2 separate regions of the Homo sapiens genome follow, and region 2 is linked to region 1. Evidence: read pairs that join two places in POLR2A ChIA-PET (ENCODE). Cell type or tissue: OCI-LY7. All regions are shown on one strand. Each heading gives the region's core, and the rest is flanking DNA. Links, peaks and the distances in the headings are about the cores only. Region 1 has its middle 59 kb from the start of IKZF1. Region 2 overlaps IKZF1 (IKAROS family zinc finger 1).

Region 1 (17,009 bases), core at 6,007-10,006:
GTGAATGAACATAGGCAGATGCCACAGTGGAGTTGATACTCGGAAGAAGACACAATATAGGGTAAGTGTTGTCCTTTTTCTTGGTAGGCTTTTAGCTTGCAACAAGACCTGGATGTGTGCCATGCAGCCTGATGTGAGGTGTCTGGGCCAACTGGGATTAAAGAGGCATCAGTGCAGGAGAGGGAGATTGGTTATGGCCAAGGAGATTAATCAAATAAATATTAAGAATAATGAGAGCTAGTTTCTTATTGTTGGAGAAGGATGTTAGAAATATAAAGGAACCAAACTAAAACTATGGTTCTGAATTGAAATCGAAGCTATCTGTAGATTTGTCCATATTATCACCTATGTGTAGGTATTTATACAATGATATGCCCTAGCTCTGTCTCCAAGAAATAGTAGAAACAGCAACATTCAATAGCAATGAGTACACCTAGATCCAGCTCTTGGTTTTGCAATACCATTTCCACCAAATGGGAACCATGGATCTTTGGAATAATGGTTGATTTCAAAGCTAGAACAGAGAAAATATGACATGAGCTTGGAATAGTTTGCTGTGATAAAGTAAGAAAGTTGTTAAGGTTTGAAAAGGAACACATTAAAAGGACACAGAAGAAAACTTGAAGAGGGTCCCACTGTTCAAATCTAGAAGAATTTAAACATTAAAATACATCAGTATAGTAATGGATTGTAATCCACTGAATTTAATAGGGAACCAATAGTTCATAGTGATATAGACAATAAATAAGTGAACAAATTATAACTTTAATGAGGCATGGGATATTTGCATAGTCTCTCAAAGCAGCTACCCATAAAACCCTCAATTAAAAAGGAAAAAAACAATTTTACAGTGAAGAAACATGACACTTACCACTTTAAGCAATCAAAGTCAACATCACTAGTAATGAAACAAATCGAAACTGTGTTTCACTTGATAGGACACAGCAAGACAAATCACAGCACAGCAAATCATGAGGAGACACCAGGCAAATCCAAATTGGGAGAAATTCCTAAAACACCTGGCCTGTATTCTTCAAACCTGTCAAGAACATGAAAGTCAAGGAGATACTGAGTAACTTTTTCAGGTTGAAGAAGACTAAAGAGAAATTATAACTAAAAGCAATGCATGTTTCTAAACTTGATCCCTTTGCTATAAAGGATATTTTGGACCAAATGACGATACTTGAATTGGGTTTGTGGATTGAATGGCAGTCATATAACAATTTTAGTTTTGTATTTTGATAGACTTATGGAATATGTTTTTGGGTAATTTATTTGTTTTTAGAAAATGTACTCTAGTTTGGGATAGATTGAGCATTATGTCCACAACCTGCCATCAATGATTTGAAGGTACAAACTTTTTAGTAGTGTTCTTGAAACTTATCTCTAAATTTGAGATTGTTTCCAGAAAACATTACTGTAAAAAGAAAGAATATGATCAATTTGGAAAAGTGCACATGGGTCTATATGTTTGTAATGTAAGATACATGAAGAAATAAATATAAGGTACATATTAGGTTTTGAAAAAATAGTGGGAGGTAAAGCTAGAGCTGTATTACAAAGAACCAAATGATTCTTATGTTTGACATTTTAGGATTTTATGGAAAGGAATGTCATGATCTTTCCATAAAGGATGGCATTTTAGAAAACAGCATTCCTGTAGCTTAACAGAAGATAGAAGGAAGAGGGTGGAGACACTTTAAACAGACAGAGTGACTATTTACAAAGCAAGTTAGAGGCAGACCGGGACTCAGGAAGAGATGCTTCAGATTTTGTGTCCATTGCATACATATTACAATTACAAGCCAGCAAGAACGGTTGGAGGGAATGGGTTAATTCTAAACCAAATTGTAATGGGACAAGGAACAACTGGGAGATAAAGAGTGGCAGATTTGGCAATCATGTATCATAATAGACACCTTGGATTTTTAGTTTTTTAATATACCCAGATCATTCCTAAATCATTCAGAGAAGCACAGCTCTATTGCCAAACATGCAAGGCTGTCCTACTGCCTCAGGCCGGCATGTCACCAGGCAGGCAGAACTGAAGCTGAGAGCCTATGGTTGGGACATTCTGACAAGAGTTGGGGAAAGAATGTTTCAGGTATCTGGTGGTACTTGTGACATTTGTGGGAGGTCTTGGGACCATACCAGCGAGGGCTCAGGATGGCAGATGTTTAATGCCACTCCATAGAGGCAGGTTCTGGAGAGGAGAGATGTGCATCGGAGTCTAGGGAACAGAGCTGAGGTTGGATGTCAACAGCAAACCATTGGGAGGGTCTTAGCAGACAAAGAAGGGAGAGCACATGAGGGCCAGTGACAGTGCAGTCAGAGGTGAGATGATATGCAAGCTGGTCCAATGGACACACCCCCCAACCTGTTATGTGGCTGCCCCTCCTGCTCTCTGTGGCGTCCTGAGCTAATCAGGCAGGAATGGAGACAGGCTGAGCAGAAACAGAGCTTCTCTGTTCCAAGAATGTCCTGGGCCTTTCAGAGGCATTATTGTGCTTAATACTTGCACTAGCCCACCAGGTGGTTATTTAGACTTCATTTATACATAGTAAACCTGAGGCTAGGCGCAGAAGCACAGTACTTAATTCAGTGGGAATCCAATGCTGTCTGACTCCAAAGCCCTAGAACTTGCTTCTGCAGCCCTGGCACTTGGCTCAGATCTACTTACAAGCAAGAAAGCTTGTAGAGTGATGCCCAGGACAATGGCAGAATATGTTCCTTCCATAAAGCTGTCAGAATTATAAAATTCAAGATGATGGAGAATCTTCGTATTTTTACCAGTAATCAATGGTGTATCCTAGAATTTTAGAATTCCAGGACTGGCTGAACTTAGTTGCCAATTTATCATTTTTATTTTTAACTGGTTTGCAAATTGTAGCACACGTAATTGAGGCAACTTCACAATGAGGACATTGGATATTAAAGCTCATGGAGGATCTATTAACTTTTTTTTATTATACTTTAAGTTTTAGGGTACATGTGCACAAGCTGAATGAAATGAAGTTTTAGTTACTTCCTATCAATGCTGTTCTCTCTCCTTCATGAATCTATTGCTTCACAGAAAATGTCTTAAAAGACAGAAAACAAAACAACAATAACGAAAAAACACAACCCCTGTCATCTGTTTTAAAACAGTTCTTATAATAATGATAGTTTACAAACTTGTGTGACTTTCAGATCATAATAAAGCATAATAAGTACTGACTATGCTTGTAATAGTTTAACAATTTAAAAATCATTTTAGTGACTATTTTATCATCATCTAAAATATAATCTCTCACTATGGCTACAAAAATAGATGGCAGCTGGTTTGCACATTACTATGATTTTGTGATATTGTTATTTGAATTAATTTGATCATCAGAGTTTTGGACACTGAATGGATTTTAGGTGCACTAAATGAATACATTGAAAATATAGTCAGTGTGACTGGTTTTGCTTTAACTTGAGGGACTTTGATTTGCACTTAAAACCACTTGGCTTCTTCACTCTTTTGTTGGACTTGCTTTTCATGGTCAAGGAACACCCTTTGTAACACTGGTTACACAACCGCCCTCCTGTGTGTTAGGCACAGAAAGTACTCACTACTCCTCTGTCCCACAATGTCCTAGGCACTTGATATTGTCAATCTTTAAGCTTCTTGCCACTGTAATATAATTGTGGCTTTGATTGGAATTCCCCTGCTTACTAATGAGATTGAGCATCTTTTTCATATTTTATTTTTCTCTTGCATGAAGTACCCATTGAAGTAATTTGTTCACTTCTCCATCGAATTGTCTTTTTTGTATCTATATATTGGGACTCTTTTATATGTTTTAAAAAATACTTGCTCAGTGATCTGTGTTGTAAATATTTTATTCCGATGTGTATCATCTTTTCACGTCTTCATTGTACCTCAATTTTCAGACCAATTGGTTAATCATTTCTGCGAATGTGTTTTTCGACTCTTTAAGAAAGTTTTCCCTATACATGGTAATAGTCTACTACATTGCCTTTCAAAACTTTTATAGTTTTGCTTTTAACATTTATGTCATAAATTTACCTTGAAACGATTTTAGTGTATTATGTGAGATAGGAATCCTAGTTCATTTTCTTCCCTATGTAAAAGTAATTGTTGCTGTCCATTTTCCCATGTTCTTCAATGCTAGCTGTCATAACTGGGTTTCTATTTTTTTGTTAAGTCTGTTTCTGGGTACTCTATTCTGTAAGTATATTTGTTTATCTCTATACAAATAAAACATATCTCAATGATCATATTTTTATAGTATGTCTTGATATGTGATAATGTCCATCCTTCCAATGTATTCTTCCCTTCAGCAATGCTCATTTTTGACTGTTGGCTCTTACATATAAATTTTAGAGCTAGCTTGATGTAACCAATTACCTGCTGGAAATTTGGATTTTTCTTGAATAGAAGGATGAATTTGAAGATAATTAACATCTTAATATATTAAGTCTTCCTATACAGATATCTAATTTTTTTGTTTAGGTCTTCTAAATTTGTACATCTATTAATATTATGTTTATTCCTAGGTAATTACAATTTTGGTTTCTATTGTAAATTTCATATTACTTAATATTAAATTTCCACACTGTAAATACTTTTGGCTGAGGTATACAAATGCAATTAACTTTTCTCTATTTATTTTGTATCACACATTCTTTTAAAATTCCATTATTTAATTCTAATAATTCATCAGCAGATTCATTTGGATTTTCTACAGAACATCATATTATCTGCAAATAATTATGGCTTTGTTCTATTCATTTAAGATGTCATTCTCTTATTTTGACATCTTACATGTCATTTAGATGTTCTAGTCATTTACGAGCCATTCTCTTATTTTGTATCCTCTTCTTGTATTTGATTACTGGCTACAGTCTCAGATATAATGTTGAAGGAAAGTGTGATATTAGGAATCGTCATCATGCAACTCATTTTAAACGGGAGGCTTTTAACAGCCCACCATTAAATACGATGTTTTTCCTAGGATTTTATACGATGTTTTTCCTAGGATTTTAGTAGCCTCCTTCTATCAGTTTAAGTAAGTTTTCTTAATTTCCTACTATTCTGAGCAATACTTTCATGAATAATGAATGCTATTAAGTCGCTTTTTCTCATTTTCCCCATTTATGTATAAATATTTTTATCTATCAATGAGTTTTCTGATGCTAAACCATGTAGTTATAAGATGAAACCCTACATAGCCATAACATTCTATACATGTTAGATTTCATGCTGATGTTCTTTCTCTTGTTCTTTGCAGATGAATGAGATTGGCCTATGCTTTTTTTTTTTTCACCTGTTTATTCTTATCTGGTTTTAGTATTTGGAGCAAATTAACTTCATAAACTCAACTAAATAGTATTCTTTTCCTCTGTACTCTAAAAAAGTTTGTATAAGGTTAGAATTTTTTGAATAAATTGTGCAGGAATTTACTTGTACAATTATCAGGCATGATATTTTCTTTTCTCAAAAGATTTTATGCTACTGATTCAACAGATTTAAGGGATGTTGGACTGTTTGATTTTTTTTTAACTCTCCTTGAGTTATTCGTTAAGTTATTTTTTTTCTAGAAATTTGTTAATTCTAGTTTGGTTTACATATTAAATTGCCATCAGGTTGTACTCAGTATACTCATCTTTTTATTTCTTGAAGCATCTATAGTTTGAATTTATTTTCCTTTTCAGAAGTTGCTTCTGTGCATTCTCTTCATAACGTGAAAATTTTCATTAGAGATTTCTTAATTTCATGAGATTTAAAATAAACCTGTTGTTTTGTTTTTCTAATCTGTCATATTTTAGTTCTGTATTTTATTAACTTCTGTTTTTATCTTTACCATTTTGCCCTGTGTACTGTCTTTGGGTTTATTCTCTGCAATTAAAATAGGGTGATTCCCTTTCTCTCTCCCTCTCTCTTTCTCTTTCTCGCTTTCTTTTTTTCTTTCCTTTCTTTCTTCTTTCTTTCTTTCTCTTTCTTTTTTTCTTTCTTTCTTTCCTTCTCCTTCCTCTTCCTCTTCTCCTTCCCTTCCCTTCTCTTCCCTTCCCTTGCCTTCCCTTGCCTTCCTTCCCTTCCCTTCCTGCCTCCCTCCCTCCTTTCTTTCTTCTTTTCTTTCCTTCCTCCCTTCCTTCCTTCTCTCTCTCTCTTTCTTTCTTTTTTTCTTTCTTTCTTTCTTTCTTTCTTTCTTTCTTTCTTTCTTTCTTTCTTTCTTTTTTCCTTCTTTCTTTCTCTCTCTCTCTTTCTTTCTTTCTTTCTCTCCTCTTTCTTTTCTTTCTTGGTTTTACTTCTATACATTTTCTATTAAGTGCTATTTTAGGTAAATCCTATGTGATTTTTTTCCAATTTTTTATTACAATAAAATGCACAGAATATAAAACTTACTGCCTTACCTTTTTTAAAAGTATACAGTAGTTCAGTGGTATTAAGTGCATTAACATTGTTGTGCAACCATCACCACCAACCATCCTCAGAATTTTTTTGATCTTGTAAAACTAAAACTCTGTCCCTATTAAACAACAGCTCTCCATTCTCCCCACTCCTCAGTCCATGGAATTCACTGCTCTACTTTCTGTCGCTAAAATTTTGAGTACTCTAACTACGTTATCTTTTTGTGACTAGTTTCTTTTACTTAGCAAAATATCCTTAAGATTCATCCATGTTGTAGTACATGTCAGAATTTCCTTCCTTTTGAAGGCTGAATAACATTTCATTGCATGTAAAGACCATGTGTTTATACCTTCACCTATGGATGGACATGGGTTACTCCTAAGTTTTAGCAATTGTGAATAGTGCTGCTATGGACATGGATGTACAGAGATCTCTTTGAGATTCTACTTTCAGTTCTTTTGAGTATAACCCAGAAGTAGGATTTCTAAATCATATGGTAATTCTATTTTTAATTTTTTTGAAGAACTGGCATATTGTTTTTCACAGTGGCTATACTACTTGACATTCCCACCAGCAAAAGAGTACCAAATCTTCACATCCTCACCAACACTTGCTATTATTATTATTTTTGATATTGGCCATCTTGATGGGTGTGATGTGCCTATGTGTTTTGATATGTAGTTTTTGAAGTAATGTTTATTTAACAATTTAATAATGTTCCAAAAGTTATATATTCTTCAATAGAGGAGTTATTTGGAAGTGTAATTTAAATTTCACAGGTTATATATATTTCAGTTATTTTTTAAATAAATTACATTCATGTCTGTACTTAAGATTTGCTTGTTTCTAACACCTAAAATTAAATGTTGTTATTATTTCTATTATTATTTTGTCATACAGTCAATAGTTATTTAGATTTACCCATCAGATTTACTAATGTATTTACTTATTATTTTTTCTTACAGGTTAGATTTTCCATCTGAGTTCATATTTCTTATTTAAAAAAACACCTTTAGAATTTCTCTTCAGTTGGTGTCTATAGATCCATTTTTGTTTATCTGAGAACATTTTCTATTTTTCCTCTGTATTCTAGAGTTTTACTAGATGTACAACTCTAGATAGATCTTTCTGCCAGCACCTCCGTGATATTATTCCATTGTCTTCTGGTTTCCATTACTGCTGTTGCAAAGTCAGCTGTCAGTGGAATTGCCATTTAATTTCAGGTTTTTGTCTTTTCTTTGACTAATTTTCAGATCTTTACTTTGTCTTTGGTGTTCTGAAACATCAGCACTTTGTATCTAGGTATGAATTTTATTTTATTTATTTTGTTTGAGATTATCTGGGCTACCTGAATGTTAAGAGAAACGTCTAATAATCAGCTCTTGAATATTTTCAACCATTACCACAAAAGATATTGTCCTATTTCTCTCCTACTAGACTCTGAATGAATGTTAAACCATCATAATCTATTTTCCATGTCTCTTAATAACCTCTCTTTATATTTAGCATCTCATTTTCTTTATGTGCATAGTCTAAATAATTTCTTAAGATTTAAGTATCAGATAAATAATTATTCAGCTATATATAATTTGTTTTCTATTGTACTTCAAATTGAAATACTTTAAGAAATTTTTAGAAGTTTGATATACTTTTATTTTCTAACATGCCTAATCATATTTTCATATCACTGGTTGTTACTCATGATACCCTATTTCCTTTTGCTTTTGATGTTCCTTTGACATTTATCTGTGGGAAAATTCTGGGAGAAATGAATTGAAATGGGTTTTCTTGGAAAGAATTTGTGTTTCCTTCTAGGAAATTATGGGTACTATTAATCTGAGACAGCTTGAATTCCTGGCTTTAAATTTTTCAGGCAATACAGATAGCCAGAATTTGAGTTTGAAAATGCATGTGAATGTCATCTAGGAACAATGAAATCTCAGTAGAGATATTTATCCTTTTACATAGTGTCATTGTCAAGGTAGGCAACTTTTACTTTTGTGTCCTTAAATGAGGTAATTTTGTTTCTAAATTGCCCTATCCTTCTGTCTTTTGACTTTAAGTAGACATCTCTTTGGTGCCCCAACTTGGGAAAGTACTAGGCTTATTTCTTGTTCCTTGTGCTCCAAGTGTAGACATGAAACCAGAAAGTTAACTTCAGTAGGATTCAACTGATGCTTCTGGGAAAAAGACAGCTTAAGTACTTGCTTATGTCATTGGATTCTTTTTTTAATTATTTATTTGATTTTGAGAAATACATTAAATATATTTTAAAATATGTTTTATATTGTATTTTGTTTGTTCCATGGGAGAGTATCTCAGGACATTCTACCATAATGCCAGAAATGGAATTCAGTTTTTAAAAGCAATTTTCATGGACCTCAAAAATTGAATATTTAATCACACTTCCAAGTTTATGATACACTATAACCATTAGTCCACCCCATTGTCATTGTTCTCCTCATGTAGACAATCAACATCATGTGTTCAACATGTATTTTGGAGGTGTTCTTTCAAAATGTGCATTGCTAACTGTGTGCATGGTAACAGGTGCATCACACACATGTTATAATCTCATTTTCTTTATTACTTTTTCGTAGTAAGTGCTATTTTTAAAGATTTCTCTGTGTCTGCCTATGTACATCTAATCTGTTTCTTCTAACTGTTAAGTAATGCTCCATTGCAAATACCCACCACATTTTACTGATCCATTCTTCTTGCATAAATTTCATTGTGGTATTCAACTGTATATTTTCTTGTGCCGCCATAGTGAAAGCTATAGGGAACATCTTGATACTCGTGCTGTTGAGAATTCCTGGGTTATATCTGGGGTATGATTATACTTAATTTAACTAATGGTACCAGATTGCTCTCTGCAATCACTAAAGTCAGTCTATACCTCCACAAGCCATGCAAGAGAGGATGTGCATTCCACATAATCTCCAAATGCTTTACTCTATCTTGCTTTCTAATTTTGTTACCTATAAGTCTTGTCCACGGTTCCTGCTACTGAACAGAAATATTTAGCTTTTGTATGCTCCATTGGCAGTTTTCTTTACTTAAGGTTTATGCTTTTGTTACCCTTCTAGATCACTAAGATACTGCTGTACATTTTTCTTAGTCAGACTTTGTTGTTTCTTCTTTTACATTTAAATCTTTAATTCAGCTCAATCTGGGCTATTCACTTAGTAGCCAAGAGTCACATGTAGCTACCAAACACTTGAAGGTAGCTAGTACAACTAAGAAACTAAATTTTAATTTTGTTTGGTTTTAATTACTTTAAACTTAAAAACTTAATCAGTGTAAAATCATACATAATGTATTGTTTTGAGTTTAACTATTGCACCATGTAAGATATTGCTTTATTGTGGTGTATGTGCTGGGCACATGCATTATTTCTGTTGGCAGACATAAACATTACCAATATAATTGGCATAAAACAATTTTTTTAGTCCAAATGATTTTTTCTATGTGCTGATGTAACATTGTAGATTGTTTATTTTAATATATTGCAAAAGCATCAAGACTTAGAGTGATGCCTAAGTAAATTATAATCAGTAATTACATTAAAAATTATATTATTATTTGATATAGTTTGTTTTTTTCAGTGTAAAAATAATATTAACAAATTTTTACATTTAAAATAAAATCACACTACTGCTACAGATTCAAATGCAGATGCAGATGTGTGTAATACAATGGGAAACATTTTTAAAAAGACAAAGATTGGAAAAAAGTATGTCACAAATTTCATAATAAATAACAATTACAAATTGTTGTATCAGTAAAAAAAGCAAGTTTTAAAGATAATAAGGTAGATAATATTAAGAGATGTTTTCAGCACATACATAGTGAATTTAATAAGATGCTTCCTCTCAATAGTCAAAAAAGCATTGACAATAATTAACTGAAATCAGAATTAAATGATCAACACAAAACTTTTAAATGATTTTCATCAGAAACTGGGCTTATAACTTTGGCTAGCTATAAACTGAATTAAATTATTGAACAGGGAAAATCATTTTTAGTCAGAAAGACGGCAAAAATCATGATTAATTTATGAAAAATTTGTTAGAAAGTTGTAAGAAAAAGACTAAAAAAGATATTTTACTGTAAGCAAAAGACCTGTAGCTAAGCCACAGAAAATTTGCCCATAAAGTGCAATACCTTTCTCACAATATCAAAGATTAACTGATTCAACATTTTAAAAACTGTCAGTACCTCTGGATGCATCTTGTGATATGAGATGCTACTCAACTAATGCTTTGAATATATTTTGTCTCAAAAAACTACCAAATTTATGTAGAAATACTATCAATTCACAATCTAAAAATTTAAACTTGTGATATAAATACTGTTGAATCTTTTGAATTTTTCAAAGAAGGATTTCAGATAGATATGAAAAAGTCAATTTCTATCACAACAGAGTATTCCAGCTATGTTAGGTCGAAAATCTGAATTCACTAGAATTTTAAAATGAGAGACTGATATTTCCTTTATTGCTTCATTCCACAGTATGTAAGTATTGAAAATACTTTTGTTTAGTTTCATGAAGCTTTTAACTTCTGTTAAAGGTATTATGAATGTAGAATTGCAATCTACAGCATAATGTAAAATGGCTGCAAAGCATACAGGAAAAGTTTGGAGTATGCTTTGTTGATATGGATAATTATGGTACAATAACCTCTTTGATTTTATGTTAATGATGCTTACTGATACATGAGTTAATGAAATTATTTAACTTGGACAGACATACTATTGGTACCAATATGCTTTTTCTTCAAGTTAAATCGATTTTTAAAAAATAAGTGGATTAATTTTACCAATGTGGATTCAAACATTAAACAAAAGTGATTTTTATTTCATGCACAATTTAATTGTTGAAAATTTATTAAGTATGTTTAGAACAGCTTGGATACATGAATCAACTGTAAATTTCAACTGTAAATTTTCTGAAATCTAACATAGATAAATTGTTTCCAGTGAGATTTAGAGATGGATCAAAATGGGTTGTAAGTGTAAAATACACACCATATTTTGAAGCCTTAGAATAAAAAGAGGTAAAATGTATCAATAAGTTTTAAAATATTGATTACATGTTTAAATAATAATATTTTGGACACATTGGGTTAAATAAAATATATTACTAAAGTTAGTATACCTGTTTCTTTTTACTTTTTAAAATATGACAATTAGAAAATTTACAGTTACATCTACCTCTCACTTTATATTTCTATCGGGTAACATTGACCTAAAGCACTCATTTTAGAGAGCTAGTTTATTTTTCTTTATGTCATGGATCAGTTTTCCCAAAACTATCTTCTAAAAAATCTCCCACTTATTTTTGTATACTACCTTTATTGACCATACACACGTTGGTCTCCCTCTGAACTCTATTCTGTGCCATTGGTCTAGGTTTCTATTATTTTGCTTACCCTTCATGGATTTGTAGTATTTGTAGTGTGGTGTAATATTTCTGTGTTTATGTAAATCTCTTTCTTTCCCTCTTTCTTTCTCCTTTCCTTTCCTTTTGTTCTTTCATTCTTTCTCCCTTCCTCCCCCTCTTTCTCTCTTTCTCCCTTTCTCTCCTCCTCCCTTCCTTCCTCTTTCTCTCCTCCTCCCTTCCTTCCTCTCTTTCTTTCTTTCCTTCTTTTTTTCTTTCTTTCTTTCTTTCTTTCCTTCTTTCTCTCTCTCTTTCTTTCTTTCTTTTTTCCTTCCTTCCTTCCTTCTTTCCTTCCTTCCTTCCTTCTTTCCTTCCTTCCTTCCTTCCTTCCCTTCCTTCCTTCCTTCCTTTTATTGAACAGAACTACTATGAATAATGACAATTGACTGTATAAGTAATTGGTTTTTGCTAGTGTTTAGAAACACTATTGAATTTTTCAGATTAAGTTTGTCTACAGAAAAGTTGGCAAATACTATTTTTAGTCTTAATAGTTTCTTTGATAATTCTGTTGCAATTCCTGCATAAAGTAATCATGTTATACAAAAATAAGCATACCATTATGTCTTCTCTCCAAGTCCTACACCAAAACCAGGTTAAATGGTAATGATGGTTATGGCTATTATTTTCTGTTGCCAATTTAAATAAAATACATCCACATTTCCTTCATCAAGTAGATGTATACTCTAAATTGTTTTTTTTAATAAAATTAATGAAGCTCTGTTCTATCTCAAGGCTATTTTTCTCCATTTTATTGAAATAATTATATTTTTTTCTTAGTATATTAAGATTGCAGATTGCATTATAAATTTTCTGATATTAAATCATACCTGTACTCCTGGGATTTTAATGATAATATTTTATTTATTTATTTTTATTTAAATAGTTTTTGGGGTACAGGTGGTTTTTGGTTACATGGATGAGTTCTTTAGTGGTGAGTTCTAAGATTTTAGTGCACCTGTCACCTGAGCAGTGTACACTGTAGCCAATATGTAGTATTTTATTCCTCAACCACCTCCCATCCTCCCCATGTCCCAAGTCCTCAAAGTCCATTGTATTGCTCTGTATGTCTTTGCATCCTCATAGCTTATCTTCCACTTACAAGTGAGAACATGTGGTATCTGGTTTTTAATTCCTAAGTTACTCACTTAGAGTAATGGCCTCCAGTTCCATCCAAGTTGCTGAAAAAGACATTATTTTGTACCTTTTTTTTATGGCTGAGTAGTCTGAATAGTATTCCATGGTGTCAATATACCACATTTTTTTTAATCCACTAGCTGGTCAATGGGCACTTAGATTGGTACAATATCCTTGCAATTGTGAGTTGTGCTGCCACAAACATGAATGTGCATGTTTGTTTTTCACATAATGGCTTCATTTCCATTGAGTAGCTACCCAGTTGTGGGATTGCTGGATTGAATGGTAGTTCTACTTTTAGTTCTTTAAGGAATCTTCATACTGTTTTCCATAGAGGTTGTACTAATTTACATTCCCTCCAGCAATATAAAAGTGTTGCCTTTTCACCACATCCAAGCCAACATCTATTGTTTTTTGACTTTTTAATTATGACTATTCTTGCAGGAGTAAGGTGGTGTCTCATTGTGGTTTTAATTTGCATTTGTTTGATGATTAGTGATGTTAAGCATTTTTTCATGTGTTTGTGGGCTGTTTGTATATCCTCTTTTGAGAATTGTCTATTCATGTCCTTTGCCCACTTTCTGATGAAATTATTTGTTTTTTTCTTGCTGATTTGTTTGAGTTCTTTGTAGATTCTGGATACTAGTCCTTTGTTGGAGGCATACTTTGTGAATATTTTCTCCCACTCTGGATTATGTGTTTACTCTGCTGATTGTTTCTTTTGCTGTACGGAAGCTCTTTAGTTTAATTAGGCCACATTTATTTATTAATTTTTTGGCATTTGCTTTTGGAGTCTTAGTCATGAATTCTTTGCCTAAGCCAATGTCCAGAAGAGTTTTCCCAATGTTATCTTCTAGAATTTTTGTGGTTTCAAGTCTTAAATTTAACTCTTTGCTCAATCTTGAGTTGATTTTTGTATAGGGTGAGAGATGGCAATCCAGTTTCATTCTTCTATATGTGGCTTACCAGTTTCCCAGCACCATTTATTTAATAGGGTGTCCTTTCCCCAATTTATGTGTTTGTATACTTCATTAAAGATCAGTATTTTGTTTATTTCTGGGTTCTCTACTCTGTTTATTTCTGGGTTCTCTATTCTGCTCCATTGGTCTAAGTTCCTATTTTTATATCAGTACCATGCTGTTTTGGTAATGGTAGCCTCGTAATATAATTTGAAATCCAGTAATGTGATGCCTCCAGATTTGTTCTTTTTGCTTAGTATTGCTTTGACTATGTGAGTTCTTTTTTGGTTCCATATGAATTTTAGTAATTTTTTTCTAGTTTTGCAAAGAATGATGATGGTATTTTGATGGGCGTTGCATTGAATCTGTAGATTGCTTTGGGCAGTGTGGTCATTTCCACAATATTGATTCTCTCTATCCATGAGCATGGGCTGTGTTTTCACTTGTTTGTGTCATCTGCGATTTCTTTAAGCAGGGTTTTGTAGTTCTCTTTGTAGAGACCCTTCACCTGCTTGGTTAAGTATACTCCAAAGTATTTAATTTAATTAAATTAATTAATTTATTTATTTTTTGCAGCTATTGTAAAAGGGATTGAGTTCTTGATTTGATTCTTAGCTTGGTTGCTGTTGGTTACAGCAGTGCTACTGATTTGTGTACATTGATCTTTCCCAATTTGGATGCCTTTTGTTGCTTTCTGTTGACTGATTGCTCTGGCTAGGACTTCTAGTATTATATTGAATAGAAGTGGTGAAAGTGGGCATTCTTGTGTGACAATATTTTAAACACACTATTATATTTAGTTCGTTATATTTTATTTAACATTTTTGCTTCTATATTCATAAGTAACATGGATCTATAAATTTTTGCTTTTTTATTTGCATGGACTTTATATTTTGTTTGGAAACCAAGAATACACTAACTTTACAAAATATATGGGACCTTTTTTATTCAAGCCTGGAACCACTATTTCCTCAAAGTTTGGTAGGTCTGATTCAAAGTCAAATGTATAAGTTAATCATATCAAATTATGAGACTGTATAGGACAAAAGGTGTCTTTAAAATTTTACTAATGTCAGTGTTATTGATAATTTGTTTAGTTTGTTTCCAAACTTTCTAAAATGTTCCTCATAGACTCTAACAATTTGCTTTTTTACAGAACATTTAAAAATATAGACTTACTGGTCTCTTAAAAATAAAATTGTATAACATCTCTTCAAATATGCATTTTGTGGTTACTACATTTGAAACTGTCGACACCTTTGACTTTTCTCTATAAAACTTACTTTTAATTGAAAAAAATATTTCCTTAGGTGCTGAAATACATGCTTGCTCAAAGAAAATTCCACTAAATGGAGATTATTCTAATATTTTATGAAAACATTATCCCAAAGATTTTTATTATCTGGCATAACCTTTCTTATTTGACAAATCTTTACAAGACAAAAAAAATGGAATAAATCATCTCTATTTATGATTCTTTTGAATGCTTTGAAATGGCACCAAGTTATAATAATTCTCACTTTCGTTCTATTCTGGTATAGAATATACATTTATCCAAAATAAAAAAAGCTCTACAAACATATTTTTTTACATATCTAGATAATTCAAAACATGATTATAAATATTAAAAATTAAATCCAATCTATTGTTTGAACACTCATCATTTAATTTGTTCAGCTCTTTCCTTGCTTGCCACTTTGATCTGGATGCAGTAACTGGACAGGACTTTAGATGATTTCAACTTTGTTTTCAATGATTTTATTTGTTAAGATCTATAAACATAAGATCTTTAGCACTTGTTTAGCATTTGTTGAATATGTTGATTACAGATTTTCAGCTTATTTCAAATAGAATATACCCCATGTTTAGAGAACTTGTTTACAGACTGGTTGACACTATTGTAGAACACATAGGTTGATTTACACCATCATTCAAACATTTCCAAAATCTGAATAATAGTGGGCAACAAAGAGAAAAAACTGTGTAGTGAAAGTTTTTTATCCTTTTGTATTTAAAATTAGATTTATCATAAAAAATTTGTAGTTCAGCTACAATAGCAATAAATATATTAAATATATACATCTGTGTGTGTATATATACACATTCATTCATTCATATGTATACATTCATTCATTGAAATGTATATATATGTGTGTGTGAAATATATATATATATTTCACAACCATTGTTTCTCTTTTGGATAGTAAAATATAATAACTTGTTAGAACTGTATTTATTAATTACTTATGCTCCAAAACAAGGTCAAAAAATATTTCTGCTTCATAAACTTCATAATTTAAAAATAATCTTTTTTTAGCATTTCACTTCATCAAAATTTCTATTAACAATATTATTTCAAAAACAGTTTTCTCTTTAATGTCGAATATTTAAATAGGATTTAACAGTAAAATTCACAATGATCATAGATATTTAATTTTTGATTGAAGGAATTTCAAGAAATTTTACTTTGATTCCACAAACTGATTGAAAAATGAATTATATTTGAATCTAAATGTTTCTCTATTTGAAATATATAATGAGCTTGGTATAACATTTGCAAGAATGTTATTATTTGCAACATTCTCCTATTAATAGAGCCAACACATTGTAAAACTAGTACTTTACTTTTAATATGCACACAAAAAATCTTGTAGTTGAAAATGAGTGAAATAAGTTTCAAATGAATCAGTCATTTGATCCAAATGAACGGTTGCGTTTCACTGAGTGATGTGTAAATCCTTTTTTACCTTAGAATAATTTCTAATTTTTGAAGTTGATGCTGGTGCTTCACCAGACTTTTGCCTTTAGCTTTTCTGATGGTCTCTTGTAACACTGCAGCTCACATGGTAGTTGGCAAATGTTAACATATATTTTGTGCAATATACAGTCATTGTTGGGTTTATTGAGGTTTGGAAATTACTTAATTTTTCATTAAGTATTTACCTTTTTTAAAAAAAAATTTCTGTCAAAATGATTTATTGCAAAATAAAAAAGCAGTTCACAAATATATGATATTCACAAAAGAAGACAATTACAGAGAGGTACCACAGTGAAGAAGAGCAGATTAGTGATT
Region 2 (4,000 bases), core at 1-4,000, 70 kb before region 1:
AGCAGAGACCTGAAAAACTGATGGATGATTCAGGGATCTTACCCTCTCAATTAGGCTGAAAACTGTGAGGGTAGAAGTGTTATATATAATATATCTATCACTCCATATATCTTTAATACCTTTTATGGTACATATGGAATATGTATTTTCAATTTCAGGAATATCAGTATTAGTCATGATGAGGATATACATGATAGTCACTTTTTCTGGATGGGAGGGGCTTTTATCTATTTCTAAAAGTGACATGAATTTTCAAGGTAGGTGTGTGGCTTAGGAGTACAGCTAGTGGCCACTGTACAGAAAAAGTATTTCAGAAAACAGAGTAAGCATCCACCAGCACACGGAAGCCAGACACACTAGCCCAGATGCAAGCATGTGACCAGCACAAGCATTTCCAAAAAGCAATACGTCAAGAGTCTCAGGTACCTTTACTGTAAAAAAGGGGAAAAGCCACGATTCTTCTGAAACTGTCAAAACAATGATAAAGAAGCAAGATAGACTCAAATGAGAAAAATCTTTGTAACAGCCGTGCCACACTAATATAGGAAGTTAGAAGTTAGTTCTCTAGTTTTCTGAAGATGTGTATAGTATTTTAGCGCGGCCTATCACACACCGGGTCTTAAATACCTCTGTATTGATTGGTGAAGCATACAGAAGTTAAATCTTGTCACAGCAACTATAACAACACGAAATTTTTAGAATGCTGACTTAAAACTTTTTGCTACATAAATGATACAATCTTTTACAACTTTTTTTAAAGGCAAGAAAATGCTCATAATTTCTACCACTTAGGACTACTATTTTTTCTGTATATTTATTTCTGTACTTTTTACAAAAAGAGGACACTAAACAGATTACAAATATGTTGTTTTAAAATATTTTTTAATTTAATACCACACATATCTTTTTATTTAACAAATACACACCACCATCATCATTTTACTGGCTACACACTAGTCAACTAATTTATATAACAAATGCCCTACTGTTGCATACTCAAGTTATTTTCAATTCTTAAAAAAAGATGTTTCCTAAGGCAAAGTCAAGGCTCTTCCAACCAACACCACTGGCAAACGCCCTTCCAGTGGAATGCGGGCTGAGCCTCTGAGTTTGCTGCATGGAGACAGAGGTGATCAATGCTAAGTCCTCTGGACACACTCGTCCTTTCAGGCGGTGAGATGTGAGAACAGTTTCAAGCCGGAATCCTGACAAACTGCCCTCGGCTGGTCCCCAAATCAAGCTCTGCTCTGTGGGAACCTTCTTACTTTTGCAGTCATTTGCAAACAGTCCCCGCACCAGTCTCCTGGAGGGAGCTAGGGGTGGGCAGCAGATCACACCACAGCGAGCACCTTCCTGGAGCGCGTCTATTGTCAGCAGCCAAGTCTGCAAGAGCCAGAGAGCTCTGCATTTTCGCACGTGGGCCTGCTGGACATTTCCACTCCATGCCCTATCACCACTCCTGCCCCAGCATGGAGACCTGTGTTTTGCAATCCATCTCACTTCCAAGTGCATACACAATTTCAACCACATTGTTTCTGACAGCAGGGGGCTTCATGGGCTTATGAGTGCAGTTGCTTGGGGGCTGGTGCTTAGGGGATCTCTTTGCTTGGGGTGATGTTCACCAAAATTTTTAATAATTTCTGAACAAGAGGCCTCAAGTTTTCGGTCTGCACTGAGCCCTGTGAATTCTGTGGCCTGACTCGTCTGACATCATAAAGGATGACTTGACGGGCACCTGAAAACTTCCCCAAACTCCAAACTTGCATCTCTTGAGATGAAAAAGCAGTGACTTTCTCGTAAAAGTGGCTTTGCTTCCAGAGAAAGGCTAAAAGAATAATCAAACAATGAGAAACTGTTTGAGGGAAAGGAAATGTGGCCTCTTCCAAGACAGCTTACAAAGGGGAGCCTGAAGTGTCTAGAAGGGCACTTAAGTCCTGTCACACTCCTTTGTTAGCACGTGCATCACTTCGGCTGTGTATTTTACAAAGCACTTACTGAGCCCCTCCTCTCCCACATGGAAGAAATGCAGAGTGCCGGGTAAAATATGGAATTTAAGCTTGATATGGCCTCAATTTAAAAGGAGCTCACATTCAGTAAAAGGAGTTAATCACAAAGCAAGCTAATGGCATGTTTTCACAAACTTTCACCTAAATGAAAAATCAAGATCAGTAGGTCTGTAAAGGGAGATGCCAGAAGGAATAATTATTTCACAGAAACGTACCGCAGTTTTCTACTTTGCCTGGGAAACCCAAACAATTTCAGGCAAGACCTAAAAGAAGCGATAGTAAAAAATACAACAATATCAGCAAACTACCTTTTACCTGTGCAATTCTTATGAACATGAATGCTTTTATTGTTTTTTTGGAGCATGCAGTTCTGAATCTTGCACAAGGGGAAATAGATGCAGAGATAAGTGCAGGGCCAACGTGACAGAAGCTGTCCATGGCTGTGCCTCTAGGAGCGGGGAGTGGAGTCTGCAGTCACAAGCCACCAGGCACCCTCCACTCCAACTCTGGACTGCTCACTGACTTGGGAGGTCTAAATCTCTGTCTGTCTTTCCTCTGCCTTCTGCATCTCTCCCTCCTCCCACACCTACCTCCCATCTCTTTCTCTGTCTCTCCCTCCCTCCCTCCGTCTCCCTTTGTCTGAGACTGTCTCTCTCTCAGTCTCTCTCTGTCCTTCTCCTTTCTCTCCCTCTTTCTGACCAAACAGTGTCAAGTAGGACTTACTTTCCTAGTCTCAGTTGGAAACTATTAGCATATCCATAACTTTACAAAGGAGGAGCAGAAGCCGGACTAGGAGCCGGGCAAGCCGGGCAAGCCGACAGCACAGGGGCCTCTTCCAGGCCGTGTGGGCCCTGCTGATTTACAGCCTCCGCTGACCCTGAAAGGCATCCCTGGGGGACCTTGGGCCTGTCCTGAAACAGCTTCCTGGACCCTGCCTTTCCTCCTTCCACACCGAGGCGGGACTGGGACCTGGCTGTCCCCTGGGGAGAAACATCCAACAGCCCTGGGCAGTTGCTGCTTCCAGGTGAGGAGCCTTGGCAAGACTGGCTGGGAAGTGAACTCATTCTGACTTCAGCATCCCAAAGGAGAGTGTGGCCAGAGCTCCACCGAACCTGCTGGGGCTCCTGTGGAGGCGGGTCTCAGGCCTCTGAGCTGCCTCCAGCTCCCCTCTCTTTTCTGACAGTGAATACCTCTCTTCACAGTGCTTGCCCTGACACAAGGAGTCTCTTCCATAATTCTGACAAGCTGAGTCTAGACAAATGAAGTAAAAATGAAAATGCAGATAGATGCCTGTCAAGAATCACAACTTTACTACTTTTCTAGCAGCCCAAATTTATAGCTGTTAAAAAGCCACTAAGTACACAGCGTGCCAAATTAACTGTACAAAGTACTGAGGGTCACTCAAAATTAGCCTGTCTGTTGGTAGCACACAGTAATTCTACAAGCTTTAAGAACAATTGTAGTTGCCGGGCGTGGTGGCTCATGCCAGTAATCCCAGCACTTTGGGAGGCCGAGGCAGGCGGATCATGAGGTCAGGAGATCAAGACCATCCTGGCTAACACGGCGAAACCCCGTCTCCACTAAAAATACAAAAAATTAGCCAGGTGTGGTGGCGGGCGCCTGTAGTCTCTGCTACTTGGGAGGCTGAGGCAGAAGAATGGCATGAACCCGGAAGGTGGAGCTTGCAGTGAGCTGAGATTGTGCCACTGCACTCCAGCCTGGGCGACAGAGCGAGATGAAAAAAAAGAAAAAAGAAAAAAATTATAGGTCTCTGAGACTTAAACAACTGCCTTACAATGTCTTTCTGTTGGTTTGCTTTTAAGCAAATGCCTTCCTTCTCCACTGGTACTCTAAGGGGGATTCTTTGTCCAGTGATATTTCATATGTACTGAGTATTTTTAGTGTGCCAGGAAAAGGCTGCAAAGAAAAGGATACTGGTACTCACTGGCTTTATCTAATCAACCTACTAAGTTTCTGGCATTGAAGAGGCAAAT

What was found. Peaks named below come from ENCODE experiments on the same cell type or tissue, not always from the same donor. Only the 100,000 strongest peaks of a DNase experiment are listed, where the experiment ranks them.
Region 2: POLR2A ChIA-PET joins it to region 1 with 5 read pairs; 7 of 35 experiments call an interaction of 5 or more read pairs at or near these places.

What each region holds. Positions count from the first base shown.
Region 1 is chr7:50,237,350-50,254,358 of GRCh38, reverse strand. No RefSeq gene overlaps it. Among named protein-coding and RNA genes, the nearest start is that of IKZF1, 59 kb to the left of the region's middle. In OCI-LY7, for the core only: no CTCF peak of the experiment used is centred there; a DNase peak (open chromatin) is centred at 7,578.
Region 2 is chr7:50,313,880-50,317,879 of GRCh38, reverse strand. The region is part of intron 1 of IKZF1 (IKAROS family zinc finger 1); the gene reads right to left. Among named protein-coding and RNA genes, the nearest start is that of IKZF1, 11 kb to the right of the region's middle. RefSeq lists enhancers at 825-1,325, 1,087-1,426, 2,880-3,380. In OCI-LY7, for the core only: CTCF peaks have their summits at 298 and 1,548 (motif pointing right); DNase peaks (open chromatin) are centred at 1,559, 1,929 and 2,459; H3K4me3 peaks cover 2,788 bases; H3K27ac peaks cover 3,172 bases.